2 separate regions of the Homo sapiens genome follow, and region 1 is linked to region 2. Evidence: chromatin loops called from intact Hi-C (ENCODE). Cell type or tissue: spleen. All regions are shown on one strand. Links, peaks and the distances in the headings refer to the core of each region. The heading gives the core; the rest is flanking DNA. Region 1 overlaps PRKAG2 (protein kinase AMP-activated non-catalytic subunit gamma 2). Region 2 overlaps PRKAG2 (protein kinase AMP-activated non-catalytic subunit gamma 2).

The links. Hi-C counts contacts between places; a loop is a spot of excess contacts. Peaks named below come from ENCODE experiments on the same cell type or tissue, not always from the same donor. Only the 100,000 strongest peaks of a DNase experiment are listed, where the experiment ranks them.
Region 1: a loop joins it to region 2, with 6 times the contacts of the local background. A loop is called at or near these places in 1 of 110 quality-filtered maps.

The regions. Positions count from the first base shown.
Region 1 is chr7:151,580,832-151,596,822 of GRCh38, forward strand. PRKAG2 (protein kinase AMP-activated non-catalytic subunit gamma 2) reads right to left here. Exons shown (of 16, transcript NM_016203.4): 6 at 14,514-14,623. Among named protein-coding and RNA genes, the nearest start is that of RHEB, 69 kb to the left of the region's middle. RefSeq lists an enhancer at 11,264-11,764. In spleen, for the core only: no CTCF peak of the experiment used is centred there; DNase peaks (open chromatin) are centred at 9,790 and 10,650; H3K27ac peaks cover 1,274 bases.
Region 2 is chr7:151,647,248-151,663,238 of GRCh38, forward strand. All of the region lies in intron 4 of PRKAG2 (protein kinase AMP-activated non-catalytic subunit gamma 2), which reads right to left. Among named protein-coding and RNA genes, the nearest start is that of RHEB, 140 kb to the left of the region's middle. In spleen, for the core only: no CTCF peak of the experiment used is centred there; no DNase peak of the experiment used is centred there.

The DNA.
Region 1 (15,991 bases), core at 6,986-11,985, 64 kb before region 2:
GCAGTTCATGGATAAAAAAATGTAGTTAGATAGAATGAATACGGTCTAGTATTTGATGGCACAGCAGGGTGACTACAGTCAACAATAATTTATTGTACATTTAAAAATAACCAATAATTGGGATGTATGTAATGTAAAGAAATCATAAATGCTTGAGGTTATGGACACCCCATTTATCCTGATGTGATTATACAATGTATGCCTGTATCAAAATATTTCATGCACCCTATAAGTATATACACATACTATGTACCCATAAAAATGAAAAAAGAATGTATAACTAAAAAGCTAGCAGAGGAGAAAAATGGGTTAAACATAGTTTGTTAAATCGAGTGAAGAAGGAATAAAAGAACAAATCAATAGAAAAAGTGAAAAACGCATAGCAAAATGGTAGACAAACCTAACTATAGCAGTAACTGCATGAAATGAAAATGGACTAAACGGTAATTAAATGCTATTCTAGGCATTTATTGCATGGTTTAATTGCAATTGTCAATACAGAAAGTAAACGAACCTTGTCTATGACCTAAGTCCTAGGATCCTATCAAGGACTGCCTTTCTCTAATAAGGGCCAATGAGTCCAATGGATCTAAACCATAGATGAGACCACGTGAGAGCCAAACAAGAGGGCTTCCTTCAGTGGACACATTTCTAGAAGCTTCTGGCAGAGACTATTGTATCCAGCTTCAAGACATAAATGACTGAGCACAGTGGACATCTACACACAAAAATCTCTGGTCAAATAGTGTAATAATTTAAAAAAACCCAAGAATAAATATTGCTATTAGCTTAGTTTGTGAATATTTTGATATTTTGATATTTAATGTTTACACCTTGTACAAATGATCACATATAGATCCAACAGATTTAATGGACATTTTTACACTACAGTGAGCCTCATCACACCTCAGGCTTAAAAGAATGATACCAACAAAAGCAGGGGTTTAAGTTTAACACTCAAATATGATGATTATTACTTCAGACTCAGAAAAAAACATCCTGCTTCCCCATAATAAATTCTCAGACTAATCTGCTACAAAAGCGTTCAGCCCCCAAAATGCTGCAGATACTGTTTACGGTGAGGCCACTGTGAACAACACAAACAGGAAATAACTGCCTAACACCAATTCTTAAGGTGGCAAATACATGTATGGGAAAGTATACGGGGTAATAATACAGACGTTAGAAACTGATCACGCGTGCTGAATCAAGTTAATTCTGAGATGAAAGACACTGATGCTGCGTGGTCAATGGCAGGGAGGGATGGAGGGAGGAATTAATTAATTTCAGACAGTATCGGTCCAACAGAGGGATCGATGTATGTATGTACGTATGAATGACAGGGTCTCGCTCTGTTGCCCAGGCTGGAGTGCAGTGGCAGGAACATGGCTCACTGCAGTCTCAACCTCCTGGGTTCAAGTGATTCTCCCACCTCAGCCTCCTGAGTAGCTGGGACCACAGGTGCACACCACCACAGCTAGCTTTTTATTTTGTTATTTTTTGTAGAGACAGGGTCCGGTTATGTTGCCCATGCTGGTTTGAACTCCTGAACTCAAGTGATCCTCCTGCCTCTGCCTCCCAAAGTGCTGGGATTCCAGGGGTAAGCCACCTCCCCCAGCCCAATGGCAAGGTTTATAGAGAGAAAAGCCCCAGTGAAGCAGCAGTTCAATGGCAAAGAGAACGTTAAGAATTTAACGTGCAAAGTGGTATCTCTTCTGCAACAGAAGATAAAACAACCAAGGCTCACGGAAGCACGTGGAGTGAATTAAGAGGCCATCCCACTTCTTGTCAACGAGCTAAGGTGCTACACCTACTGGACTTCAACTTCTCGTTTTCCACATAAAATGTGTATCTCTACAGAACAGGGACACTGCTTCATTTCTCAAACTGAAATCATAAGCACAGCAGCTCACTTCGTTTTTCTGATGGCCTCAAGCACCAAGGCTTTCTCGCGGGCTCCTTGGCCCGTGCCAGCTGTGTGGTGGCTGCTCAGTCACTTAACCCTCTGTGAGCCTCAACATGCTGTTATAAAATGGGGCTAATGGATATTTCCTCACAGGTGTAGGGTGTGGATTGAATAGGCTAGTATTTGAAGATGTTCAGTATGGTGCTCAGCACTAACAGCCAAGAAGAACAAATGCTTAAAATTTCCAGTCTATACTGACCAAACCAGAAGCCAACAGAAATTTCTTCTTTTTTTCACTTTGGAGACAGGGTCTTACTCTGTTGCCCAGGCTCAAGTATAGTGGTATGATCACGGCTCACTGCAGCCTCAACCTCGTAGGCTCAAGTGATCCTTATGCCTCAGCCTCCTGAGTAGCTGGGATCACAGGCATATGCCACCATGCTCAGCTAATTTTTAAATCTTTTTGTAGAGATGGGGTTTTGCCATGTTGCCCGGGCTGGTCTCAAACTCTAGGCCTCAAGTGATCCTCCTGCTTCAGCCTCCCAAAGTGCTGGGATGAAAGATTTATTCTTTTAATTTCATCCACATACACTGTTGACCTGTCCGCAGGTCACTGAGGAAGTCTCAATTCCATCCTTCAGAGATCTCATATAATATTCCAAACGGACATGATACTCGTACAATGCATTAAAGAGCAGTGTCCTGGGTGAGCTCGGGAGGGGCCTGACGCTTCTGTGGTTTTGCCGACCTTCTTTGCAATAACGAGGCCTTCTAAAACTTGGCTTTCTTAAGAACACGTGCATGGAGCTGTTTATAAAGCAATTTAAAATCATACTTGGAAAATTCTCCATAATTATAGACGGCACAGGGTGTTCCAATTAACCAATAAACAGGATACAAAGAGGACTAACACAATCTAGTTCTAATTTGCAGGAAGAAACCGCTCAGGGATCTTGAGTACCTTTGAAAATTTCTTTCCTTTTAACTGATACGCAATTTGCTCAAACTATGATTAATTTTAAAGTTTACATTTTAATAGGATTTTCAACACATTTCAAAGCAAATGTGATAATTAGATAAGAAAAGATGGGAAATAAAATGTTCATAGGTAAGTTTTTAGAATAGTGAGCAGGCCCGAGCTGCTCTAAGAGACTCTGGCAGTCTATACCAAGGAGAACATCTGTGTTCCCCAGAATGGGAAGCTGGTTCCTCTGATGCCTCACTGCTTTCTACACAGCTTCACTCTGATTTTCAGTAATTAAGTTGACTGTGAAGCTTTTAAAATTAACGCTGATATCTACTGCGTCAAGAAGGGTCCAGCTTCTGAAATACGGTCGTCGAGACTCTTCTCCGTCCAGGCCCAGGCCTCCCTTGCCAGCTGCATGACTCCCTCCTCCCTGAACTCATCTTCCATGCCCCTCCAAGCCCCAGTACTCCTTCGACTTCAGAAGAACAGTTGCCCACCATTGCCATGGAAGGACTGTTTTCTGGAGGAAATGCACTGCTCCAGAAATAAAACAGACATAGGAACATGGGGCCTCCAATGAAAAAGATGGCTGGCTTACTGCTCTTCAGTGAAGCCCACCAAGCAAGAAGCCCACCTGTGAACTTGGTATGTCCATGCCAACTGTTAGCAGTCACTCTTAATTATGAATGAATGGGCAGCCATCTGACAGGGCCTTGAACGCTGAAGTCACACAAGTCCCAGTTTTACACAGATCTCACTAGAAGGGTTAGGAAAAAAAAAATCTTCCAAAAAGTGGAATGAAAAGAAAAATTGAAAAAACAATGGGAAAAGAATATTAAAGATCAACTCGGGGGTCTCAGAGCTGCTCACTGAAGTTCCGGAGAAAAGCAAGCACTGGGAAGAAAATGATTGAGGAAAGAATGCAAGGAAGGCTAGGCACAGTGGCTTCGGGAGGCCGCAGCGCTGAGGATCGCTTGAGCCTCGGGGTTCAAGACCCAGCTGGGCAACATAGCAAAACCCTGCCTCTACAAAAAATAAAATAATTAACTGAATGTGGTGGTGCACGCCTGTAGTCTCAGCTACTTGGAAGGCTGTGGCAGGAGGATCGCTTGAGCCCAGGAACTGGGGGCTGCAGTGGGCTGTGACTGCACTACCATACTCCAGCCTGGGTAACACAGTGAAACCCTATCTCTAAAATAAATAAATAAATAAAAATTCTAAAAAAGAAACAACGCAAGGACCAGAGAACTGGATACTAGGAGTGTCAGGTTCTAGCGGGACGTCACCTGCCCGGCACCATGAACTGACCACAAGACACATGATGATGGAATTTTAGGGTACCAGGTAGAAAGCGAGAGCCACAAAAGCTTCAGAGGGGAAAAATAAAATCATATATAAAGGCTGGGGATTTTAAAAAAGCATCAAATTTCTCTCGATCAGCACTGGTAGCTAGAAGAAATGGAATGATATTAGTACCTTCACAATTCTTAATAAAAATGATTTCTGTTATAGAATTCTAGACATAGCAGTCTACAGGTTGAACGTAAGTGATATATAAAATTTCAAGTAATACATTCCCACGCATCTTTTCTTGGGAGGTTTTATGGACTCAGTGTGTTTGGTTCAACGGCTCAACAGGTTGTTTCTGTGGAATATGACAAGAGTAAGGCACAGGAGCAAGAGACTATGTCTTTATTGTCAGTTTTTTTGGTACCACTTGACAGAAATTGTTAATATGTGCTTTGAAAAACTCTCAGCCACTAGTCTGCTCTGCTCCAGCACATTCCCGAGCACGAGCCCATGTGTGGCAGGGCTTGCCATTCTCCCTCCCTGTTCTCAGCCCGTTTTCATCTTTTTAGAATATTCACATGCTCTCATCTCTTCTGTCCTTGATGCCATATCAAGTGATCCTATGTATAAATTTTGCCTACTGAGGAATCTTTCTGCGTTTCGATTATTATCAGCTATCCCACCTGGTTTCAAGTCATCTGTAAATTAGATGATGCCATCAATGAAATCAATATTCAAGTCATTGTTCCAAAGCTGAAGAGCGTGGGGCACAAGAATGCTCTGGCGTACCCCCAGTTTCTCAGCTGGGGCTCCCCAGAAGGCAGAGTGTATTTGGGAATGTGATGCCAGGGAGCAGAAGTACAGGAAGGGAGGAAGGAGACGGGTGGGCGGGTGAGTCAGCGCAGGACGCGTTCCTGAGCTGCCGCCGCAGAGCCCACTGATGCTGATGCCAGTGGGATCTTCCTAGGACTGCATGTAGCTGCTAGCTTCTATCCTCCCCTGGCGGAGGAAGCTGGGGTACATGGGATGGTCCTGGGCTGAGGGCCGTCCCACTGCCCCTGCACAGAGTGAGGAGTGCTGGACTATGAGTTGATGTGAATGGATTTGGAAATGGCCCACGAGAGGCATCCAACACAATTAGAAACCTTGCTCCAGGTGTTGACTGAGATTTAAATATTAATTGATCTGCTTGGCTGCCAAGCTGCAGCTCTGCATCTCATCCTCTGGGACCTCGTGCCAGGCTCTGCCAGCCTACTCTAGCTGGAATCCAGACGTGCCTGTCATGGCACGGCCGTCTACGCAACAGCCACAAAAGAAAGGCAGGTGAATCTCCTGTAAATTTTTTTTTTGGTCAATTCATGACCGATTCCATTCATTCATAAATCTCAGCTGGGATTGATACTACATTCCCCAGCCTCTGCTTTTTGAGAAATCTATCTGCTCTTTCCTTTTATCTCTGGCCTCCGAAATCAGACCTCTTCTCCGCAACTCCTCCAATATCACGAACAGGTTAGGAATCTCCTTTGTAAGTTCCCTTTAATGCTAGAATGTGATTCATCTGGATCAGAAATGAGATGTGGTTCATGCTGACAGGTGCTCTCCGCAACTATTGTGGGCTTTAGTTTCCTCGAATCACTATTACTTTACCTCTTCCACTTTGAAGATCATTTTCCTTGATAATGAACAAAGTACAGTTTGAGCTGAGCAGTTCTGTTTTCTCTTTATTGACATCAGCAGCATCAGCCTGGAACAATAGGACCGGGGCTTCTCTTTCCTTCCTGCTTTTAAAATAATCAAGCGCCCCTTCCCTTTGTGCCTCTTAATTTTAACACTAAACTAGGATTGTCCTGGGCAGCTCCCTCCTATTCAAGCTTTCCTTTTACTTTACTTTTGATCATGTGCTCTGCATTCTGTATTCTCTACTCATTCTTCAAGGTGGGTGGATCACTTGAGGTCAGGAGTTCGAGACCAGACTGGCCAACACGGTGAAACCAAGCCTTTACTAAAAATACAAAAGTTAGCTAGGCGTGTTGTTGCCCGCCTGTAATCCTAGCTTCTCGGGAGGCTGAGGTGGGAGAATCGCTTCAAGTGAGCCGAGATTGCGCCACTGAACTCCAGCCTGGGCGACAGAGCGAGACTCTGCCTCAAAAGAAAAAATAGTGCTTGGCAAACAGCCACTTATTTGGATACTTGCTTGTTTTTTTGTTGGCATTATTCAAAATCACATTGCCTGGAATAATGTAAAGAACAAAATGAAGTTGTTCTGGATTATAACCCAAAAATAAATATCCATAAATCCATACTGAAATAGATGACTGAATAAACAAACAGATGGAGAAGGGACAAATCTCCCTTGCAGAAAAATCCCAACTAACTCACGTAGCTGCTCAGCCCTCACGGAGGTGAAGCGTCACTCCCCATGGCTAAGTGTGGGCTGTACGTGGTGACTTCCTTCTTGGGACTATGGCATGGAAAGGAGGAAGAAGAATCATCTCATGGTGGAAAAACCTGGCACACCTCAGCCAGGTAATGGAGAGTGGTAAGTCACACAGGCAGTAAGCACCCTGGAGACGGTATGATGAAAAGGGCACTTTACCTCTCTCTGGTCTTTCTCCTCCAAAGCCACATGCCCAGTCTAATCATGATAAATCATCATGCAAATCTCAGTAGAGGGCATTCTGGAAAATACCTGACCAACACTCCTCAAAACCGTCAAGGTGTCAAACACAGGGAGTACCTGTCTGAGAAGCTGTCCCACCTAAGGAGGCATGATGACGAGACGTGATGGGGTAACCTAGATGGGATCCTCCAACAGAAAACGGCATTATGCAAAAACTAAGGAAATCTGAAGAAAGCATGGACTTTAGCAAATAACCATGTATCAATATTGGTTCATTAACTGGGACAAATATAGACCACACTAACGCAAGATGTCAAAATTCAACTGGGTGTGGGGTATATGTAAATTCTCTGCACTAGCTTTGCCATGTTTCTGTACATCTAAAACTCTTATAAAACACTTGTTAAAAAAAAAAGCTATCATTTGTAGAGTATTGCTAAAAGAAGTTACATTGCCACTGTGAGGAAAAGCCTGGATCATTCCTAATGCTTCCCCCCACCAATCCTAGGGTGTGAGGATTCCATTATGAAGTTTTATTTATTTTTGGGCCTCTCATAATTCTCGAGGTGTCATCTTTTGGAATCACTAACTGATGTGGTTTGGCTGTGTCCCCACCCAAATCTCATCTTGAATTGAAGCTCCCATAATTCCCACGTGTCATGGGAGGGACCCAGTGGGAGGTAACTGAATCATGGGGGGGAGTCTTTCCCATGCTGTTCTCATGATAGTGAATAAGTCTCACAAGATCTGATTTTTTTTTTTTTTAAGACAGATTCTTGCTCTGTCGCCCAGGCTGGTGTGCAAGTGGTGCAATCTTGGCTCACTGTAACCTCTGCCTTCTGTGTTCAAGCGATTCTCCTGCTTCAGCCTCCCAAATAGCTGGGACCACAGGTACCCAACACCAAGCCCAGCTAATTTTCGTAATTTTAGGAGGACGGTTTCGCCATGTTGGCCAGGCTGGTCTCAAAATCCAGGCCTCAAGTGATCCACCTGCCTCGGCCTCCCAAAGTGCTGGGATTACAGGCGTGAGACACCGCACCCAGCGATCTGATGGTTTTATAAAGAGGAGTTCCCCTGCACAAGCTCTCTCTGCTTGCCGCCATCCATATAAGACATGACTTGCTTCTCCTTGCCTTCCACCATGATTGTGAGGCCTCCCCAGTCACGTGGAACTGTGAGTCCATTAAATCTCTTTTCCTTTATAAATTACCCAGTCTCAGGTATGTCTTTATTGGCAGCATGAAAACAGGCTAATACACTAACTGATACCTATCTTTCTCTGAATTCCTGGGCTTATCTGGAAGGGAAGGGGATGTCCCCCCTCTCTACTGTGCCAGTCATGAAGTTACTGTCTCTCTGCTCCATGCCCATCCCTCTAACTTGGCTTGGTGATGCTGGGACTTTGCAGACCCTGTTTCGGTGTTGCCAACTGGCTCTATTTCAGGTTCTGACAATACAGGAGTCTAGGGAGGGACTCAAAGCCAGAGCAGGAAGAAGGGCTTGCTCCTCCCGTCAGCGGCTAGCAGGGCTCCTGTCTGCCTGCAGCTCCCGTGAGCTCCACCCAGGCACTGCCTTACCTGGGCACCGAGGCACCTCCTGTAGCAGCGGCTGAATACAGTTTGTTGTTTTCCCATTTTGTGCAAAATGAGCTTCCTCAAGCCCCAACTCCCACCCAGAGACATAAGCACCAGCTAGAAGGCACGCGCCAGGACCCCCTCTCCTCCACGACACTGTGGAGTACACCAGACTCACACAGCATCATGGTGAAACATGGGTCACTGAGCCTCATCCCCCCGTTTTGGATTCGGGTCTCAGATTGGGTCTGATGAGCTGCGTTTTTAAAAGTTCCAGCTGATGCTGAAGCTGCTAGTCTGGGAATCAGACTTTGAGAACACTGCCTTAGAGGTCTTTATTTGTCCTTTCAGTTACCAGTTAATTTAGATCCAGTTAACATTTGCTTATGTTCTTTTTCTGTTCAAATAACTGGTGTGGCTTCTGTCTCCTGACTGAACCTTGACTGATCAAGAAACTGGCACCACGGCCGGGCACGGTGGCTCACACCTGTAGTCCCAGCACTTTGGGAGGCTGAGGCGGGCAGGTCAAGAGGCCAGGAGTTTCAGGCCAGCCTGGCCAACAAAGTGAAACCCCATCTCTACTAAAAATACAAAAAATTAGCCAGGTGTGGTAGTGGGTGCCTGTAATCCCAGCTACTCAGGTGGGTGAGGCACAAGAATTGCTTGAACCTGGGAGGCAGAGGTTGCAGTGAGCCAAGATCGTACCACTGCACTTCAGCCTGGGTGACAGAATGAGACCCTGTCTTTAAAAAAAAGAAGAAGAAGAAGAAAAAAGAAACTGCCAAGACTGGTTCCCAGGAACAGAGGACTTGGAATTGGTTTCCCATCCATGGGTTTAACACAGTGTTGAGCTCTTTGTCAGTGGGAAATCAGATTCCTGTAATCCAGGGCAGGCCATGGCATTGTGACTAAAAAAGCCATCATCTGTGCCTGTGATGACATTTGTGTGCCAGGGCCCACATGGCCACTGCACTGGCCACTGAGGCAGAAGCCAGGACCAAAGGACTCAGTATGACAGCATTCTGTGAGTGCGCTGGGGCCTCTGAGAAAACCTCAAGCCCAGGTCTGGGACCTGCACCCACAGACAGAGAACCCAACAAGCCTCTATGGCAGTCCCCAGAGAGTCTATTTCTTGTAGCTACAGGGCTGTTTCCAAAATCAAACACAAAGCATAACTCTGCGGGGTGTGGATGCACAGGCGGAATTGGTGGCATCACCAGGTTTGATGGGAAAGCTGGGCATGGATCTGGAAGGAGTGGGACCCTGGCACCGGACAGAGGGACATCTGACTGGACTCAGATGAAGCTGAGATTCCAGATTCGGGAGTTCCTCCGAGCCTCCCATGGCAGTGGGAACAGCTGGCTCCCCAGTGTCTGAGAATCACCTTTCTTTACTCGAAAGCCCAGTGACAGGCTTTCCTAGGGCAGACGCCTAGCGTGGGCCTCTCACCCTCCCACCCTTGCCACCCCTTGACCTGTAACTGGGGACAGGTTTCCGCATGCTGCAGGGGAGGAAACCACTTATATGCAAAACAAACTGTGAGATCTTGCCATTTCACAGCTGCAGAAACCGAAGAAGTATGTATGGGAATAGGTGCTAGTAACGTTAGGACAAAGACGAGAAATTTAACACTAGTTTGGTGGGACTGATTGCTATGAGTGGTCTTATGAGAAATTGTTCATTAACATTTTGTGCACGCAGCCGGCAGTGGCTCTAACCGCTCACTTGGTTGACTGCCTGAAGTGCAGGGCACTGCTGAGTCCGTGTTTAATGAGGCTGAGATGCCAGGCTTCTGTGGCACAGTGAACTATACAGGAGGAATCCACAGGCTTCGGGAGACAGGGGCATTGGCACGGATTTGTCATGTGCCACCTGCACATTCCATACCCAGAGGACACTCCCTCCTGGAGCCCCTGAGGAATGTACAGGTGAGGGGCCCCTTCAATAGGAAAAGTGAACTTGTCACTGCAGCAGCTGTTCCCAATGTAGTATCTTGGGGGACCCACAGCCCCTGCCTGGACACATACTCCTTTTCTCTATACCAATCTACAAGGACCCCTAGACGGAGTCTGCTTTACCTGGCAACAGGATACTTTCACCCGTGTGTCTCAAGGCTGCGGCACCCCCGCTCTCTACCTTATTATGGTCTGCAGAGAAGCTGGCCATCTTCACACTGCACACTGCCACACTGGCCCATGCGCTGATAGCGGTGTGGGCTGGACTAGACAGGCAGGAAGTAGCAGAGCTCTAGGTGCCTCTGTGAGATATGTGCCGGGCAGAGCATGAGGGACAGACCCCGCAGAACCGGGGGTCTCACACCCCAGAACGGCCTGAAACACTGGAGACACCCCTCCAATGGGAGCTTCAAGTTGTCACTCCACACTCCACCTGCCACTGCAACCACCAGGCAGGTGTTTTGGAGGCAACATGCACCACATGTGTACGTGCTACTCTGACACCGGTACTGAGTGACACTAAAAGCTGTTTTCAGAGAGGCCCAGGGCACGATCAGGCATGTGGCAAGTCCAGGCTGCTCTTCTGTGTGGCCTTAGGACCCAGCAAGGTTGATATTAGGGGTGCTGTAGGAAGCCTCCACCAAAAGGAAATTTACAGAGCAGACATTGAGGGTTTTGAGGGAAGATTAACCCCAAAACAACCATGCCTTCTCCTGCAGATAATGACTCTCCCGCTGGGAAACAGTTCCTGGCCGACTGCACCAGGCCCTTATAGAGACCAAACAAGCTAGCCACGAGATGCGGAGACCATGCAACCTGAGCTCCCCATCACGAACAGGGAACTACTAGGCCCCCCAAGCCGAATGCTGAGCATGCACAGCGACCCTCTCTCGCCAGGCCGAGACGGGGCTCGCCCAGGCCTGTGAAGTACATGGACACTGCATGGGTACATGATGCAGCTGCTCTGACACCGGTGCCTCCCCTACCTCGATCCACACCCAGACTCGGGGGAGCTCCTTATGAGCCACTGACTGATGGAGAAAAAGCTGGGCTTGGTTTACAGGTGCTTCTCCTGCTGGGCTGGCCCCTGCTGGCACTGCACAGTGTGGCTCTTGAGGACAGTGGGGATTACATCCCCCAGCAGGCAGACCTCCCAGTTGGACATTTGATTTCCACTTTATCAGGACTGAGATGGCCAGGACATATCTACATGGATCCCCAGGGTGATTCCAGTATTAAACCGAGGGGAATCTCATGGAACCCAACTGCAGGGAGTCCAGTCGGCCTCTCAAGAGACCGAAGATGGAAGCAGAAAAGCCAAGCCCGAGACTGCTCTTCCCCCTCATTCTGGTGGCACACCCTCGCATTCTGCTCTCCTCTCATTGGCTCTGTTCTACTCCTGTCTGCGCACACTCTTTCAGCTTCCCTGCAAGTGGCTCGCCTTGGTCCCTAGAGCAGTTACGGCTCTGATGACGTCGTATCCTCAGAGTAACGTGGTCATTTTGAGTACTGTTCTGCAGCTTACTTTTTCTTTTCCTAATCAATGAATCAATGAATATACTCTTGACAAACATTTTCTCCATTATGCAGTATTCTATTATATGCCTATGCGAGGATTTATTTAACTGGTCTCTTAGGTTGTTTTGGGTACGCGGCTATTTTGTTTGCTTTCTTAGCTCTTGAGGGTGTGTCAATGGCTATTACTGCAGCCTGTGTCTAGAAAATACTCAAATCACCCCTTTTCAAATACATCTTTTTACCTTGACTTAACCAATGCCAAACAACTCTCTCCCCCTATTTCCATGGTAATGCATCTCAGCTCCTCTCAACTTAGAGGCTCACAGGATAAACGGCTTCCCGGAGATGATGCTCACAGCTCCTCTTAATTACGGAAGTGATATTTACTGGATCAGTCACCTTGGACATCCATAAGGCATTGCATTTTTCATGTATTACTCACTTGACTTTCTCTAGGGTTTAGCCAAAATGAGTAATACATGGAAAGCTGGGTAAAAGTCAAATCAGCTGTTACTTGTTATTATTATTTTTTGAGAGTCTTGCTTTGTTGGAGTCTTGCTCTGTCATCCAGGCTGGAGTGCAGTGGCACAATCTCGGCTCACTGCAGCCTCCGCCTCCTGGGTTGAAGCGACCCTCCCGCCTCAGCCTCCCGAGTAGCTGGGACTACAGGTGACTTCTACCACACTCGGCTAATTTTAATTTTTGTATTCTTAACAGAGACGGGGTTTCACCATGTTGGCCAGGGTGGTCTTGAACTCCTAACCTCAAGTGATCTGCCCGCCTTGGCCTCCCAAAGCGCTGGAATTACAGGTTTGAGCCACTGTGCCCGGCCTACTGTCGCTTATTTTTAAGTTGGTAGAAATGCCGGTGGTCAGAAAATCTGGTATTTTAAAAAGTAAACCTTCTGGGGGATGGGCGTGAGGCTGAAATAGGTTGAGCCAGTAGTTCCTTTATTTTGGGAATTCAGAACTTCTCATTATTTTGTTATTGAAACATGTAGTCACAGTTCTCGAGACCGCATCTCTTAAAACAACTGCCTACTGTTTTCCCTACTATAAGATTGTATTTGGATGCTTCCTTCTTTGTGTCAAATAATCAAGAATCTTAGGGTTTTAAAAGTGACTCTGAAGGTTACCTGGTCCAAAGTGAACTCAGCAAAGAACATAAAGCCAATTTGCAAAAATCAATTGTATTTCCATACGTTAACAAGAAACAATTGGAAAATGAAATTAAACAAAAGCAAAGTCATTTTTGGTCATCCTGTAAGTCCTGGGTGGCAGGCACAGAATACAGGTAAGGGGCTCCAAGAGCCCGGGGAGCCCTCTGAGGACGCACGGCAGGTGTGGGGCATGGGAACAGAAGCAGGCCACACCTGGGGGTCCCTGGGGAGGTCTAAAGGGCCTGGTGGAGCAGGAAGAGCCTGGAAGGATCATCTAAGGCAGGGCTATGGGAGGGGGTGGATACACTCCAGGGCACCTTTCAGCTGGTGCTCCCGAAGGCTCAGGCTGAGGCAGCCCTTCCAGGGCCCTTGCTGGGTGTCTTCCCCTGCCCTGCTCTTCCTCTGATCCCTTCATGCTTCCTCCTGGGAGTGCATCCTTCATAAACCCATGAATTCTTGGTTTAGCATTTACTTCTGAGGAACTCGACTGAGGACAATCCTACTTGGAAAATATTTATGTAGAAACAATACACTAAATGTATACGCACAGATATGTGTGTAGACACCCATTTGATTACACTGAATGTAGTTTGATCACGGTATTGAGTATATTATTTAGGACTTTTTGTATGTGATTATAAGTTACATTGATATAAAGTAAGTTGCAATACGCATAATTTTAATACCAAAATGTTAAGATTCAAATTTTCTGGGAAAAGAGATCGGTAAGGTTCTTCTTTCAAAAGATTGCCCATTTTTGTGATTTTCTTCTTTTTTACCAATATTATTTCAAATTTATCATATGTTCTACTAAATAACTAAGAAAGACCATGAGGATATACTGAGCGAGGCCATACAGTTTAATAATGAACAGCTTAGGTTCTAACACACATTAGACAGGCCTGTGTTCAAAACCCCATCTTGTACTAGCTCTGTGGATTAGGTCCTTAAATTCCACAACAACTTGTGGACTAAGCTTTCTTTTTCTTTTTTTTTTGAGATGGAGTCTCACTCTGTTGCCAAGCTGGAGTGCAGTGGCACAAGCTCGGCTCACTGCAACCTCTGCCTCCTGGGTTCAAGCGACTCTCCTGTCTCAGGGTCCTGAGTAGCTGGGACTACAGGCATGCACCACCACACCCGGTTAATTTTGTATTTTTAGTACAGATGGTGTTTCATCACGTTGGCCAGGCTGGTCTCCAACTCCCAACCTCAGGTAATCTGCCAGCCTCGGCCTCCCAAAGTGCTGGGATTACAGACGTGAGCCACTGCACCTGGCCAAAGCTTTCTGACTTAAGTTCTTAAACTCTATAATTTGAGCTTCCCTGTCTTTAGGAAGAAGACAGTAATAGCACATTTCTTATAAGGTTGCCAAGATGTTGAGAATTCAGATAAAACCTCAGCACAGTGCCCGATAGTGCAAAGGACTCAATAAACGTTTGCTGGCATTGCTGGTTTTAAATTACTGTATAAAGTAGTAGCCATCCAAAAAATACCAAAAAATTCATGAAAATGGAGTACACTTACTTGTAATGTAGTATCAAAGACAACAAGCTTTGAACTGGTTGGAACGATGTCATAACACTTGTGTGACCTCATGAATCGCATGTAAACACCACTTTCTGAGTCTTCTACTGCTAAAAGAAAAAAAGGCAAAACATCAGTAATAATAAAGAATTCCCTCAATCGGATGAAGAGCATATACGTAAACCTATCACTAACAGACTTAATGGTAAAATACGAAATGTTTTCCCAGTATGATCAAGGGCCAGGCAAGGATGCTCACTCTCACTAATTCTATGAACACTATATTGGAGGTCCCAGATGGTGAAATAAGGCAAGAGAAAAAAATGAAAGGCATACATGTTGAAAAGGAAAAAGCAAAACTGTCTTTATGTGCACACTGTATGATTTTCTACATAGGAAATACCAAAGAATCTAGAAAAAGTTCCTAGATCTAAAAAGAATGAGTTTAGCAGGGTCATAGAATTAAATCAGGGTTAATAAAACAAAGACAAAGCTAATCGAATGGGGAAAAGTTGGAAGCTTTCCCTTCAAGATCTGGAACAAGGCCAGGTGCATTGGCTCACACCTGTAATCCCAGAACTCTGGGAGGCTGAGGTGGAAGGGTCACTTGAGCCCAGGAGTTCGAGACCAGCCTGGGTGGCATAGCAAGACCCAGTTTCTACAAAACTAATAAAATAAAATAAAAATAAAAATAAAGGGGAAAAAAAAGACCAGGAACAAGACAAGAATGCCTGCTGTTGCTACTCTGTTCAAGGTAGTACTGGAAGTCCTTGTCAGAGCAGTCAGGCAAGACAAAGAAATAAAAGGCATCCAAATATGGAAACAAGGAAGTTAAATTGTCCCTGTTTGCAGATGACATAATCTTATATATGGAAAACCCTAATGACTCCATCAAGAAACTGTCAAAACTAATAAATTCAGTAAAGTTACAAGATATAAACTCAACATAAAAAATCAGTAGCATTTCTATACACTAATAGACAACTATCCGAAATAGAAATAATAAAAGAATCCCATTTACAATAGCTACAAAAAAACAAAATACTCAGGAATTAATTTAACTCAGGAGGTGAAAGACCTCTAGAGTGAAAACTATAAAACACTGATGAAAGAATTGAAGCAGACCAGGTGTGGTAGCACGCGCCTGTAATCCTAGCACTTTGGGAGGCTGAGGCAGGCAGATCACCTGAGGTCAGGAGTTTGAGACCAGCCTGGCCAATATGGAGAAACCCCGTCTCTACTAAAAATACAAAAATTAGCTGGGCATGGTGGCACAGGCCTGTAATCCCAGCTTCTCAGGAGGCTGAGGCACGAGAATTGCTTGAACCTGGGAGGCGGAGGTTGTAGTGGGCTGAGATTGCGGCACTGCACTCCAGCTTTGGTTACAAAGTGAGACTGTCAAAAAAATAAATAAAAATAAAAAAAAAGAGGAAGAATTGAAGAAGATACAAATAAAAGGGAAGATATCTTGTGTTCAT
Region 2 (15,991 bases), core at 4,706-9,705:
TGTACCTGTATGGATGATACAATAGATGTCCTTATCCTTCAAGCCAGTTTGAGTTGGAATTCTCTGCTGCTTTGCAGCCAGAAACAGCCTAGGTAACATTTGGGTATTCAATGAGATACAGGCCCGGCCCTCAGAAGGTTATATTCTAATTAGGTGACAGTTATAATTGGGGAAATCAGATTTCTGCATATGTCACACTGTAAAAAATTACAAAGTAATTTAAATAATAAAAAGCTATAGCGACTGCATTGTGGGCACAAATGCTAAGGAAACCTTTGAGAGGAAGGCTTCCTACAGAGATGTGCAGAGGCAGATTTTGAAGGGAGCAAGGAAAGGTGGACATTCGGGTGGCGGCTGTGGCAGAGGAAGAGCCTGAAGGTCAGGATGTGCTGATGGTCTTTATCTGAGAGTAGAACATTCTTGTAGAGAAGTGAAAGAAAGATTGGAGACCACTGGGAGTGAAAGGAATGGAATTGGATTTCTTAGGATTGCATGTAAGAAGTGAATGTAGATAATCTCAAATCGTTTTTGGCAATATAAAAAAATCCTAATATCTGCATACAGTAGAGAGGGTTGGCTGCAGGAGAGCCTGGAGTCAGCGGGGACATTGAAGACGTCTTTACAATGAATGTAAAAATTAAGCGAGCAGGTCAGAGGTACTGCAGAGATAAGAACAGTTTCGACTTTGTGGATTAGGAAGTAAATAGGAAAGAGATTGGGAATGTCAGGGAACAGGGATTGAATGGGCCTGTGTGAGGTAATAAAGGGGGAATGCTGCAATCAATCTGTTAAACTTCAGCTATTACAAGGCTGTCCAAAAAAGTACCTTTGGTGTGTAACTAGAGTAGCTTCCAGTGTCATTTGGCGGAGAGGAGGGGTGGGTGGTGTGGATCATGCTGAGGAAGAATGACAGAGATTTTTGATTCATCAGCTATGCCTCCCAAACTTTGGACAGGTGTCATTCTATCATATCCCCATACAACCTACACAGTTATTTAAATTGACTTAAACCCCCAAGTCTTCCCTTAGGCAACAATTCCATGAAATCATAGGTTTTGCTGTTTCAGATATATTTTTCCATGATATACAAAAATGTCGCTATGAAAACGTTCATCCTTGTACCGCCTGAAAGCATCTTGCATCCCACCGTGGTCCTCATGCCCCCTGCTTTGGGAAAACTGGTGTGTGAGAACAAGCGGAGTCAGCATGAAGGGCTGGGGCACCCGGGAAAAGCACGGAGACATTGCTAGGAGGGGCCGGTGTCTTCTCAAAGGGTGAAAGGGAAGAGACATCGATTTAACAAGCAGCCCTAGTAGCTGCAACACAAAGGCATTTGCTATAATTGGAAGCTGAGAAACCAGGCTTTAGGGAATGAAAATCTAAACCAGTGTTTTTAAAACTGTAAACTGTGACCCACTCATGGGTCATGAAATCAATTATGAGTCAAGTACTGTAAAATAATAGTTTACTTTAAAATGAAATGTAATAGAGGGCTGGGTGCAGTGGTCCATGTCTGTAGTCCCAGCTACGTGGGAGGGTGAGGCAGGAGGATGGCTGGAACCCAGGAGTTTTAACCCAAGGCAACATAGTGAGACCCCCGTCTCTTTAAAAAACAGAAAGAAAGGGGAAAAATCAGGTATGTGAGAGAGGACCAGGATTTTTTTTTTTTCCTTTTTATGATCAGAGACTACATAATAAAGAAATAGAGTGTACATCTTCGGATGCCTCTTGACCGAAAGACGTAGTCATTCATATGGGATATGAGTTAAAGGAATGTTCTTGTCACTAAATGTGCTCAAATTTCCCTTCACCCGAAGAGCAAGTAGCCAGTGTCTGTACTAAGTTAGACCTGAGGGAAGGAATGATTATTTTATTTTATTTTATTTTATTTTATTTGAGACGGAGTCTCATTCTGTTGCCGAGGTTGGAGTGCAGTGGTGTGATCTTGGCTCACTGCAACCTCCACCTCCCAGGTTCAAACGATTCTCCTGCCTCAGCCTCCTGAGTAGCTGGGATTGCAGGCACCTACCACCACACCTGGCTAAGTTGTGTATGTTTAGCAGAGATGGAGTTTCACCATGTTGTCCAGGCTGGTCTTGAACTCCTGATCTCAAGTGATCCTCTCACCTTGGCCTCCCAAAGTGCTGGGATTACAGGTGTGAACCACCGTGCCTGGCCAAGACTGCATTTTTAAGTTGCAAGTAATATGGTGAAAAATTAGTGTGTACCAACTTTTGTCATGTTGGTTGTGCTTGATATGGTTTGGATCTGTGTCCCCACCCAAATCTCATGCCCAATTGTAATCTCCAGTGTTGGATGTGGGGCTGGTAGGAGGTGATTGGATCATGGGGGCGGTTTCTCATGAATGGTTTAGCACAATCCCCTCAGTGCTGTCCTCGTGATAGTCAGTGAATTTTCATGAGAGCTGGTTGTTCAAAAGCATGCAGTGCCTCCCCTCCTTCTTGCTCCTGCTCCCGCCACGTGAGGTATGTGCGGCCCCTTCACCTTCTGCCATGATTATAATTTTACTGAAGCCTCCAGAGAAGCCGAGCGGATACCAGCATCATGCTTCCTGTACAGCCTGCAGAACTGTGAGCCAATTAAACCTCTTTCCTTTATAAATTACCCAGTCTCAGGTATTTATAGCAATGAGAGAATGGACTCATACAGTGCTTTTTAAAGGGATATGCAGGTATCTAATTCTACATATCTGGAGGAAATGTCCCCCTCACCTCCCCGACACACACCCCTGTATGTGTTGCAAAGCGTAATGACTACTTGGTATTTCTATTTTCTTTTTAAACAGCAAAAATTAAAAAGAAAATTAGCCGGACACGGTGGCACGCGCCTATAGTCCCAGCTACTCAGGAGCCTGAGGCGGGAGGATTGCCTGGGAGGTGGAGGCTGCAGTGAGCTGTGATCACATCACTGCACTCCAGCCTGAGTGACAGAGTGAGAGAGCCTGTCTCAACAAAAAAGTTTAAGAGAAAAATGGTAATGGTTGACTATTTTCCTGCTGAGAAGTGGGCCTGGGTGATAGCGAAACCCAGTCTCAAAAAAAAAAAAAATTTAGAAGAAAAATGGTAATGGTTAATGATTTTTCTGCTGAGAAGTGGGCAATTACGCAAACTTTACCTCTAGGGAATGGTTTGCATGTTAAGATTGGAACCAGAGCAGGGGAAGGGGTTATGGTCCTAAATCCTACCAAACTCAGCAGTTCCTGTCGCTGTGTTCCTAAAGATCTGTGGATGACAGTAATGCTTGACAACAGTGACATATGCTGACACGCTATACTAGCAGTTTGAAAACTGGCCAGAGGACTCCTGAGGGTCCATGAAACCTTTTCAGGGAGTCTACAGGTGGAAACTTTTTGTGCCAACACTAAGGCGTCATTTGCTTTTTACCCACCATTGCTTTTCCCCATCAATGTCAGCACCGTGGCAAATTCTGGTGCCTTAATTCACATCAACAAGGCAGTGGCAAACTGTGACAACCTCCTACTCCAGGGGAGAAGGCCAGTGTCACTTAAGAAGGTCTTTGATAATGCCATACATTTATTCATTTTGTCAAATCTCAGCTCTTGAGTATGTGTCTTTTTAATATTCTGTGTGATGAAATGAGAGGTGCACATATAACTTTTCCGTTGCAAATTATGATGATGTTCTTGAGGAAAACATGTGCAATTGAGCTGCTTTTAAAACCCTGAAAAATTGTAGTTATTTGGACCTGGGTATTTGGTAGACAGTTTTTTTTCAAAATGAATAAACTGAGCCTGTCACTGCAAGGAAAACAACTGACATATTTGTTGTCAATGATAAAGTTTGAGTTTTCAAGCAAAAATTAGAATTTTGGAAACCTTGTGTCTGCCACGATGAGCTTGACAATTTCCCCATACTTAGAGATTTCTCTGGGGAGATTAGTGGTGTTATTAAGAAATGCTTTTTAGTTATTGTGTAACAAAATGTGTTCCTATTTGGAAGATCTGCATTAGTCAGTGAGCCAATATTTTCCAGATGACTAATGCATGGTATTATAAAATCATGCATGGGTGAAAGATCCATTCGAAATACAAGATAGGGCTGGGCACGGTGGCTCATGCCTGTAATCCCAGCACTTTGGGAGGCCAAGGTGGGCAGATCACTTGAGGTCAGCAGTTCGAGACCATCCTGGCCAACATAGTGAAACCCCGTCTCTACTAAAAATACAAAAATTAGCTGGGCTTGGTGGCGAGTGCCTGTAATCCCAGCTGTTCGAGAGGCTGAGGTAGGAGAATCTCTTGAACCCGGGAGGTGGAGGTTGCAGTGAGCTGAGATTGCGCCACTGCACTCCAGCCTAGGCAACAGGGCGAGACTCCACCTAAAAACAAACAAAAAACCAAAAATGCAAGATAGATGGACAGATTCTAACATAATAGACTCTAGGTAAGTAGGCTCCGAAAAGTTCAATGATATGGTGTCAGATTACACACTGCGGCTAACCTTCAAGAAACTACCACTTGTCCTCTGGGTTCATCCATGTTGTCACAGATGACATCAGGCTAAGTGAAATAAGCCAAGCACGGAAAGACAAGTACTGCATGAGCTCACTTGTAGATTATAAACAGTGAAACTCATAAAGGCAGCGAGTAGAATGGAGGTTCCAGAGACTGGGGCTGGGGTTGGATGGGGAAAGGCAGGAGGCTGGCCAAAGTGTACAAAGTTTCAGTTTCATGGGAGAAATAAGTTCTGATGTATCGCACAGCACTGTGACTACAGTTAATAATAAAGACTGCTAAGTGTAGATTTTAAGTGTTCTCACAAAGAAATGATAGGTATGTGAGGTGACAGATACGTTAATTAGCTCGGTTTAATCATTCTGTATTGTATACACATATCACAGCATCACAGTGTACCCCATAATTATATACGATTTTTATTTAGCAGTTAAATATTTAAAAAACCCCACCACTTGTCAAGAAGGCTATCCACAATTATCTGAAGAGGTAAACCAATACACTCCTCTCTTTTTTTCCAACCGCCTATCTGTCTGAGGCTCGATTTTCTTCATGTGCTTCAACCAAAACAACATATGGCAACAGACCGGGTGCTGAAGCAGATCTGAGAATTCCACCGAATTCTTCTAACCCAGACATGAAAAAGCTTTGCAGCAATGTAAAAGGAGTTCTTTTTCACAAAGATGGATTTATGCTAATATGTAATGAGTTTATTACTGATCTTTTCAGATAAATTAATATTTAAAAAGTTTTAATTTATAATATGGTAAATTCTTTTTCTTTTTTCTTTTCTTGTTTTGCTAATCTTCTCTGTATCATCCCAGTTTTAGTATATGTGCTGTCAAAGCAGGCACACAATATGGTAAATATTAGTAGATGGAACCCAATATCCAAAAAAGCCCATTGGGTCTCTTTTTTCTTTTTGAGATGGGGTCACCCAGGCTAGAGTACAATGGCATGATCGGGCTCACTGCAACCTCTTCACCCCCAGGCTCAAGTGGTCCTTCTCATGAGTGGCTGGGACTACAGATGTGAGCCACCACACCTGGCTAATTTTTCTGTAGTGATGGGGTTTCACCACGTTGTCCAGGCTGGGCTTGAACTCCTGGGCTCAAGCGATCTGCCCGCCTCAGCCTCCCAGAGTGTCAGGATTACAGATGGAAGCCACCACACCCGGCTTGTTTGGGTCTCAATAATTATGAGTACACAGGGGTCCTGAGACCAACTGATTTGATAACTACTGAACTGCCGTACAGCAAGACCTCAAGCTCAGAAATAACTCAGGCGCTAATGAAAGTTAAAGGAAATATCCCTTTCCTCCTTTTCTCTGAACTTAATGCCCTAGAATTGTGTGAGGTATCAACAGAAAAAACTTTAATCATCATAGCAGAGCCTAGTACAGCTATAATCCAAATTTCTACTACCTTCTATAAACCAAGAGGTCCTGTTCCCTTTATCTCAACCACATCATTAGTAGTGTTTTCAGTGTGAAAAAATTATCATTAAATTTGCTTGTTAAAAAAAAATACGTTAGCTTTTTGCCTAAATACCACATACATATTTTAAAGTGCAAGGGGTTTTAGACTATTCTAGTGCTGATTAATATAGCTTCAGTCCCCTTTAGATCGAAAACAGGAAAAAATTTGTCCTTATGAGTACTGGATAATTAACAAAATGTACATAATTTAGTTATTCTCACCCACCGATACGACAACCTGGATAACCTCAGGCTACTAGAATCCAAATCATGGGTTGGAAATGCAACAGAGAAGCAAACAGGAATGGGTTGAAAATTCTTTTTTAACATGTTACAGACTTGGGGCTGGGTGCAGTGGCTCATGCCTCTAATTCCAGCACTTTGTGAGTCTGAGGCGGGCCGATCACCTGAGGTTAGGGGTTTGAGATCAGCCTGGCCAGCATGGTGAAACCAAGTCTCTACTAGAAATACAAAAATTAGCCAAGCATGGTGACGGATGCCTGTAATCCCAGCTACTTGGGAGGCTGAGGCAGGAGAATCACTTGAACCCTGGAGCTGGAGGTTGCAGTGAGCTGAGATTGTGTCACTGCACTCTAGCCTGAGTGACAGAGCGAGACTCCATCTCAAAACGAACAAAAATCTTACAGACTTGGTACACGTCTCGCTGCAGATAAGCCCAATCCTTTCATATACTCATAATGACAGAAATCTGTCAAATTTCTATTCCTCAAAAGAGACTGAACCCTACTTAAGTTGATAAATACCCTTATATGCAATATAATTTTACTTGTTTAAAAATTATCATAATTATTTTAGATGTTTTAAATCATGGTGTTTTCAAAATGAGGATAATTTCTTTGTGTTTTATAGATGCTGGGGTTTTCTTTATCTGTTTTTGGACAGACAAACCCATCCTTTTGAAATAGTCATACAGTGTTCATTGGCTGATCATAGATATGCCAACCAGGAAAGCCTTTCTTCCATTTAACTTTGTCTTCAAAGAAACGTGTCTACAGGATGTCCCATGGTGAAGGATGAGGACGAGGCTTGCAGCAAGCCATCCCCTGGCCCGCCTTCTGTGCTGCAGTCTTCTTGCACCCCAGACACAATCACAGCATTGCTAGCTTCCCCTCCTTAACTCATATGGCTCACTGATGTTAGTCATTTCTATTTTTTCTCTATGCCTATCAAGACTACCTCTCACAAATGCACCTTGCCCCCAAACCCTTCCTCCCACTGTCCATATAGTTATGAATTCTTTTGCTATGTCAATATTCAAGGTTTCAACTTATTACGACTATGCAAATACTACTGATACCTGAGCCAAACCATATAGTGTACTATAGTTCACCTTCCTTTTTGTCATTTTTCTCCTGTGCTTTTACTATGCTCAGTCTGATATTGGAGAAAGTGCCAGAGACAGTAAAGGGAGACAAAGTAGAGGAGGAGGAGAAATGTCAAAGTAGCTCAGGATATGCTGGGTTTTTCTTTTTTGAGACAGAGTCTCGCTCTATGGCCCAGGCTGGGGTGCAGTGGTGTGATCTTGGCTTGCTGCAACCTCCATCTCCTGGATTCGAGCTGTTCTCATGCCCCAGCTTCCCAAGTAGCTGGGGCTACAGGCATGTGCCACCACGCCTGGCTAATTTTTGTATTTTTAGTAGCAACGGGGTTTTGCCATGTTGGCCAGGCTGGTCTCGAAATCCTGGCCTCAAGTAATCCACCCACCTTGGCCTCTCAAAGTGCTGGGATTACAGACATGAGCCACCATGCCCGGCTGGGATACGTTGTTGTTGAATTCACTCTTGAAAATGAAATATTCCCAAATTTAACCTGAGGAGAGGGACTCAAATGACAAGTATTACTCGGGAAATATGTGAACAAGTCATTATATTTTTATTTTTTTACTTGTTATTTCTTGGGTATTCTTTCAGAAAGAAACAGCAATAGTTTTGTATTCTTGAAGGACACCACATCAGAGAAATGAAAGGGTACGCCATCTCTGGACAGCCCTACACTGCCATTCAAAGGTATTTGGCCCAAAAGTACTCTGTGCGGCATTGCTTTTTCCATTTTCCTCTTCAAAATAGCCTATTAGATATGAGCTGATCGCTCCTAAGAATCGTGAGCCCTCCTTAATCTCTCTGCTGCTGGACCCTAACACAGCCCATGCAGAATCACCTGTGTGTGAAGTAGCACCCTGGGCAAGAAGCCCACAGCTGCTTGGTGGCTTGGCAGCCTCTCTAGGACTAAAACTCAGTTTCCAAGGGTAGTTTAGCAATGGTAAGGAGTATGGATTCTGGACATACTACCTGGGCTTAACCCTGGCTTGAGCAATTTATTAAATTGCTCCAGGACTGGCTACATAATTTGCCAGATCCAGAGCAAAAAGAAAATGAGAGGTCCCTTGTTCAAAAATTGGGAATTTCCAGACTATGACAATAGAGCATCAAATCAAGGATGGGACTCATCTAAACACAGGGCCCTGTGTGCTGTGAAACATCCATGAAGCTGCTCGTGCCTCAGTTTCCTCATCTGTAAAATGGGATCGTAGCAGCACCTACCTCATAGAGCGGTAAGGAATATGTGAGTTAATTACACAGACAGCACTTATAAGAGTGCCAGCACTTAGTAAGAGCTCAGTAAATTATTATCACACCCCACATAGCCTACACTTTGAGTCAGGCCATCTCAAACATACTACCCAAATCTGGTGAAAATTCATTTAGTTATTTCTCTGTGACATGGTAAAAGTCAAACAGGCAAACTTAATTTGTAAATTTCATTAACAGCAATACAGCTGTTTGAAACCCTGGAATTTTTATCAGTAAACAAAAACTCAGTCTAATTTTTTTAAACCTGAAACCTGAGTAGCACTATATTGTGCTTTATTGTAGTTAAGTTTTAAAAATTATAAGTACATATTCATTTATCATAGCCATTGATAACTATAAATTTGTTATCTAATGAATGAGTCACGAAAAACTGGAAATAACCAACAATTTTAAAAGGATGACAATACAAACTACGTTTCACGACAATAAGAAAACCCAGAATTTGGCCGGGCATGGTGGCTTATGCCTGTGATCCCAGCAATTTGGGAGGTTGAGGTTGGGCGAATCACCTGAGGTCAGGAGTTCAAGATGAGCCTGGCCAACATGGTGAAACCCCATCTCTACTAATAATACAAACATTAGCTGCACATGGTGGTGTGCACCTGTAATCCCAGCTACTCGGGAGGCTGAGGCAGAAGAATCGCTTGAATCCAGGAGGTGGAGGTTACAGTGAGCCAAGACTGCGCCATTGCCCTCAAGCCTGGGCAACAGAGCAAGACTGCATCTCAAAACAATAACAACAACAAACCCCAGGATTTATTCCATATGCAAATATCTTAATCCAACAATATATTTAGCTAAACATAAACCTTTGAAGGATTGAATCCATTTATTAGGATGCAGGTAGAGGGATGCCAATGTCTTAGGTAGCATGTGTAAATAAATAAAAAATGTGTTTTCTCTTTTGATGTTGTTGTTTCCTGATTTAAGAATGAAAGGTAACTTGATTGTATTGGATCAGTAGTTTGATTCAAGTAACATCGTGGAATTCAAAAGTGCAAAGGTAAAACCTCAAAAGCATATTTAGGCCAGGCTCGGTGGCTCACGCCTGTAATTCCAGCACTTTGGGAGGCCGAAGCAGGTGGATCACTTGAGGTCAGGAGTTCGAGACCAGCCTGGCCAACATGGTGAAACCCCATCTCTACTAAAAATACAAAAATTAGCTGGGCATGGTGGCAGGCGCCTGGAATCCCAGTTACTGGGGAGGCTGAGACAGGAGGATGGCTTGAACCTGGGAGGCGGAGGTTGCAATGAGCTGAGATTGTGCCACTGCACTCCAGCCTGGGCGACACAGTGAGACTCCATCTCAAAAAAAAAAAGGGGGGGTGGTTATTCATCAGCTGTTAACTGATTTTAATTAAGATTTTGAAGAATATTCTCAAAGTCAAATTGTGTGACCATAGTGTATATAAAATGAAGACAGCAAACATCGCCTATGGAAGAAGACATAGGTTGGGCTCAAAGCTTGCACCTTTCCTCTCTCGGTAGTTCTGGCTCTGAGTCCCAGCTATGCCACTGACTCACTGCTGGACTGTTCTGTGTGTCAGTCTCTAAGCCTCGTGCCAATGTCCACTGTGTGCCTGGTATAGGTCTTGGCTCAGGCTAGGTGGCAATAAATGCTGTTGTTGGTTTGGGAGTGGGGAGTGCCATTTGGTAAAATGAAAAGAACATGGATTCCAAAGGTAGGTCTCAATTTGAATCCTATCTCAATCATTTACTAGTCATACAATCTCCAGTAGATTTTATTTTTCTAAACCTTGGTTCTTAACTTGCAAAATAGAGATAATAATATCTTCTTTGCAGGACTGTTGTGAGAATGAACTGAACTTGTGTGTGGCTGGCCCATAACAGGCATCAACAAGTGGGTTTGAATCCAAGCCCCTACCTTCATAGTCTAGACACCAGGCAGAAGAGACTAACTGCTTTGGGCTGTGAGGATGAGACAAAAAAGCAGCTCCATCTACTTTGAGAAGTCAAATGTGTCAAATGCTTGTTTTTATTTGTAAAGTAAGACACATAAACAATATTGTGTTTAAAGAATGATGGAGGGCAGGTGCAGTGGCTCATGCCTGTAATCCCAGCACTTTGGGAGGCCAAGGCGGGTGGATCACTTGAGGTCAGGAGTTTGAGACCAGCCTGGCTAACACAGTGAAACCCCATCTCTACTAAAAATACAAAAATTAGCTGGGCATGGTGGCGCACGCATGTAGTCCCACCTACTCAGGAGGCTGAGGCAGGAGAATGGCGTGAACCCGGGAGGCGGAGATTGCAGTGAGCCGAGATTGCGCCACTGTACTCCAGCCTGGTGACAGAGCAAGAGTCCGTCTCATAAATAAATAAATAAATAAATAAATAAATAAATAAATAAGAATAATAGGGCTGGGTGCAGTGGCTCATGCATGTAATCCCAGCACTTTGGGAGGCTGAGGCGGGCGGATCATGAGGTCAGGAGTTTGAGAACAGCCTGACCAACATGGTGAAACCCCGTCTCTACTAAAAATACAAAATTAGCCAGGCGTGGTGGCGCGTGCCCGTAATCCCAGCTACTCAGGAGGCTGAGGCAGAAGAATCGCTTGAACCTGGGAGGCAAAGGTTGCAGTAAGCCAAGATCACGCCATTGCACTCCAGCCTGGGTGACAGAGCAAGATTGTCGCAAAAAAAAAAAAAAAAAAAGTATTTCACAGATCCCAGAGCACCTACAAAGTAAGAGTTGTTTTATGCATTTGCCAAATCCATTGAAAATTATTTTAAGACTGAAAATAACATTTTCAAAAATTATTTGCCACCAAATGTGCCTGATCTAATTCAGTATTGGGGTGCGAACACACGCCGAAACAGTACAAAAATAGGCTTATCCCAAGCACATTAATGAAGAACATGTTATAAGATGATTTTAAACTAATCTGCAGCTCTATCACTAAGCATCTAGCAGAACACATTATAAGCGTTCTATCAGGTTATTTCTGGTGTAGACAAACGAAAAGCCAGTTTCTATTATTTGACTGGTGCCCATTTGTATTAAAGGACTAAGATGGAAAAGAGGCAAAGAATTTCCTAATTACTGATGACAATGATCTGCTGAGTCAAGTCAGAATGTGATTCAGTAAGATTGGAGGGGAAGGGAATGCAATATAATGGATGGGTACAGTATTGCTGGTACTGTGTTGAGCTGCAGGAAGATTTTGCTGACTTTCTTGAGAAGTGAGGGGATCTGGTGCCTGAGCAATCAACCATGATTCATAGTAACTTGCTACAGTGCTGTTTGAACAGAAATAAAATTTGACCTTTTTCTATGCACCCAAGCCACTCAACAAAATATATTTGTAAATACAATTCCATCTTCTGACATTGGATCTAGGCGGTTTATTTAAAAAGCTGGGTCTTTATGATTTTGTTTTGCATAGACTTAAAAAAAATTTGTGTTTGTTTTATCCAGGCCATAGATTCCTGCTCTACTGCTCTTTTTGCCTCCTGCTTCTGTTTCTCAGAAAAATAGAAAATTGACTTTGCTTTGTTCAGGGGAGTCCATGGCATGTCCACCACTCCCATTTAAGTCAGGTTAACAGGGTAAATGCTGACGATGCACTGAGTCTACTGGTTCTAAAAGCCCTTTGTATTTGCTTTACCACCTTATAAAAAGGCATGGATCAGTATTTGTGTTGACCTTGAGGCTTTTCTTCTCACACCACGCAGATATCTTAACACAGGGGTTCACACATGGTGACCGGGCAGACAGATGCGTGTGAAACTAATGTGTAGACTAAATGCAATATACAGTTAATGCCTGGTGGGAAACAGAATTTTCCTTTAATTGCCCATTTGTAAGATTGAATAAGTAGGCAGGCAGAGTGTAAACACAGCCCCATCTATAGACGTGTGTCTTGGGAACAGAAAGGATCACACATTCTTAAGCTAAGACAAAGGCTTTAGTTTGAAGATAATGTCTTTGATTATTTCAGCATGGAGGGCTATAGATAGCCTCTTGGAGGCTCCGCTAGAAAAAATTCGGAATGGATTAAGTATATATTTTCCCACTAGCTGTGTCTGAACACATCACTCACGGCTCATGCGAAATTATTTCTCTGCCAGGCGTGGTAGTGCATGCCTGTAGTCCCAGCTACTCGGGAGGCCGAGGTGGGAGGACTGCTTGAGGCTGGGAGTTCGAGGTTACAGTGAGCTATGATCATGCCACTGTACTCCAGCCTGGGTGACAGAGTGAGACCCTGTCTCCAAAAAAAGTTATTTCCACAATTCATTCCTACATTCCGGAAAAGAATAAACCATATTAATACCACATCCCAATGCTAGTATTATTAGATCTGAGTAGTGAACACATAGACTGGTATTCAGAGATTCCCCAAATCAATCTTTAATTGTTAGACATAATAAAAGTGAAAGGGCAGATTCAAGTCCAGGAACGTGGACAGATCTTAAGAAGGAAAATCTCCTTTCTTTCAATCTCCCAGCTTCTCAAACCCGTAGCTGAGTCTTGAGCAGGCAAATGACTCAGAAACGTTTATGGTCTCCCTGGTACTAAAGTACTGTATACTTAGTTTCTTAAAAGAATCTGATTCATAGTGAGCCATTCTACTGAAATTGCACGATTTGTATCCAAATAGCAATACAACCTCTATCCAATGGCTTTTGGTATATAATAAATGCTCTCCAGGCTATATGTAACATTCGTTGTTTACTATATTAGAACCAGTAGTTTGCTTTATAATTTGAATTGTATAAAGCAATACTTATACTGTGTGTCTACTAGATTTTATGAAAATAAGACTTGAAAAGATGACATTCCTCCAACAATGAAACCATGTAAATTGAAGACAGGGACCTGATTATACTATTAAGTGAAAAGCTAAGTTGCTGAACAGTCTCTAGCAGGGTCTACATCTGTTATCTGTCCATTTCTGTATTTGTGTATAAAGGAACAACAAAAGTTAGACGAAAATGTGACACCGGAATTTATCCATTTGTCTCAAAGAGGCGGGATTCCAGGAAGTTTTAATTTTCTTTTTTATGTTTTTCCTTTTATAATCAGAGGAATGTCATTTTTAAAAGGTTTGAGTTGTGGTGTAATACACATAGCATAGTTTGCCATCTTAACCATTTTTCAGTAGACAGTCAGTAGCATTAAGCATGCTCACACTGTGGTGTAACCAATCTCCAGAACTTCTTCATCTTACAGGAATGTTGTTTTTAAAAGAGAGAACCAAATACTTCTCCAGATGTATGTGTTTTGAAAAATCAAATGCAAAGTAAGTAATGGCTTAATCAGACCGAACCACCATAATTGAATAGCCTGACCAATTCGTGAAAGAACTAGCCATGGGCCTTTCACTGTCTTTTTTTGTTTTTGTTTTTGTTTTTCTGAGACGGAGTCTTGCTCTGTCACCCAGGCTGGAGTGCAGTGGTGCAATCTTGGCTCACTGCAACTTCCGCCTCAAGCAATTCTCCTGCCTCAGCCTCCTGAATAGCTGGGACTACAGGCACAAGCCACCGCACCCGGCTAATTTTTATGTTTTTGGTAGAGACGGGATTTCACCATATTGGTCAGGCTGGTCTTGAACTCCTGACCTCATATGATCCAACCCCCCACCTTGGCCTCCCAAAGGGCTTTTGATTCAGCACATGAAGAGGAAATCACGGGCAGAGCTGTAGAAATCGTATTAGAATTTCATCTGTGTAGTTCCTTAGAAAGCTTTTCATTGAACCACCTGTTTCAATTTCCATTTTTTAAAAAAATAAAATATACCTCTGTCTGTAATCACGCTACGATGAGCAGCTGACATTCTTACTCAGGACTTAGAATAATAATGCTTTAGAGTCCTGCACGAAGCCTCCAAAAGAGTGGAAAAAATACACAACCCTTCGAAACAGGTTTACTCAAGCACGGTGAGAGAGGCTGGGCGGTCATTGATTAACAGGGTATGCGTTCCTTCTCAAAGAGATGGCAAAGGAAGCTTGTTCTAAACTTTTCCACCATTTCAATGGCTACTTTCTCCTGAGTCATTAAGGGAACACTGGTATTAGGTTTTGTGTCACAGTTGTACCAAGGATACCTCGCCAGCTAAAGTTAATGCTTTTCTAAGTGCTTATGAATTAGGGGACAGTCCCGGTTCTGAGCTGAAGGAATTCTCATCTAAATGCAAATCAAGACAAGCCTGTCTAGGATGCATAAATAGGTACAGTAATTTTTCCACCATTTAATGTTCAGCCCCCCAAATGCATTTTCACACAACTCTATTGGTAAAGAAGTATCCCTTATTAGAATTAAACGACATTTGCTTTCTTCCCCGCACCGGCTGTTACATAGGTAGAAAGTGTTCAGAGTCTTGATTTGGTTGACTTAAGGCATGGGAAATAAAATGGACAAAGAGAATCATTTTCCTAACCTCTGCTTCTCCACATCAGACTTCTAAATCCACGTCCGTGCCATTTCTATTTGATGTCCCAAAGGAATGAAAGAAAATGTGCCCCAGATGGAACTGAGGTTTCATCCCAGCTCTACTTCTCCGTCCAGTGTTTTTCTAATTTAATGACACTGTCATCCTTCCTTTCATGCCAGAAACTGGAGAGTCCCCCTAGAGTCCTCTTCCCACACGCCACATATCCAGGCTGCACTTTTATAATGAATTCCTTCCTCTGAATCTCCACTCCTGTGGCTGTAATTCAGCCTTTTGTCACCTCTCACTGGGCTACTGCAGCACTTTACTGGTTTTCTGGTTTAGTCTTTTCCGCATAAATTCCAGCCTCTAGCCTGTTACTAGAGTAATCATTCCATAAAATGCAAGTCTGTTGCTGGGCGTGGTGGCTCCCAGCACTTTGGGAGGCCAAGGAAGGAGGATGGCTTGAGCCCAGAAGTTCAAGACCAGCCTGGGCAACACAGGGAGAACCTATCTCTTCAACAACAGAAAAAAAATTAGTCGGGCATGGTGGTGTGTGCTGGTAATCCCAGCTACTTAGGAGGCTACTCAGGATAGCTTGAGCCCAGGAGTTTGAGGCTGCAGTGAGCTATGATCACACTCCAGCATGAGTGACAGAGGGAGAATCTATCTCTAAAAACAAACAAATACATAAAACACAAGTCTGGGCTTGGCACAGTGGCTCACACTTGTAATCCCTTTGGATTTGGGATTACTTTGGGAATCTTTGGGAGGCTGAGGTGGGTGGATCACCTGAGGTCAGGAGTTCAAGACCAGCCTGGCCAACATGGCAAAACGCTGGTCTCTTCCAAAATTTAAAAAACAAAACAAAACAAAAAAACGACACAAATCTGAACAAGTCCCTCCTCTGGAAATCATGGCAAGGGAGGGAAGGGCAAGTTTATGCTGTTTGTCTGTGCCACTTCAAATGTGCAGCCCTTCCTTACTCAAGGAGGTTAAGGGGAAGAACAAAGACCCTTCC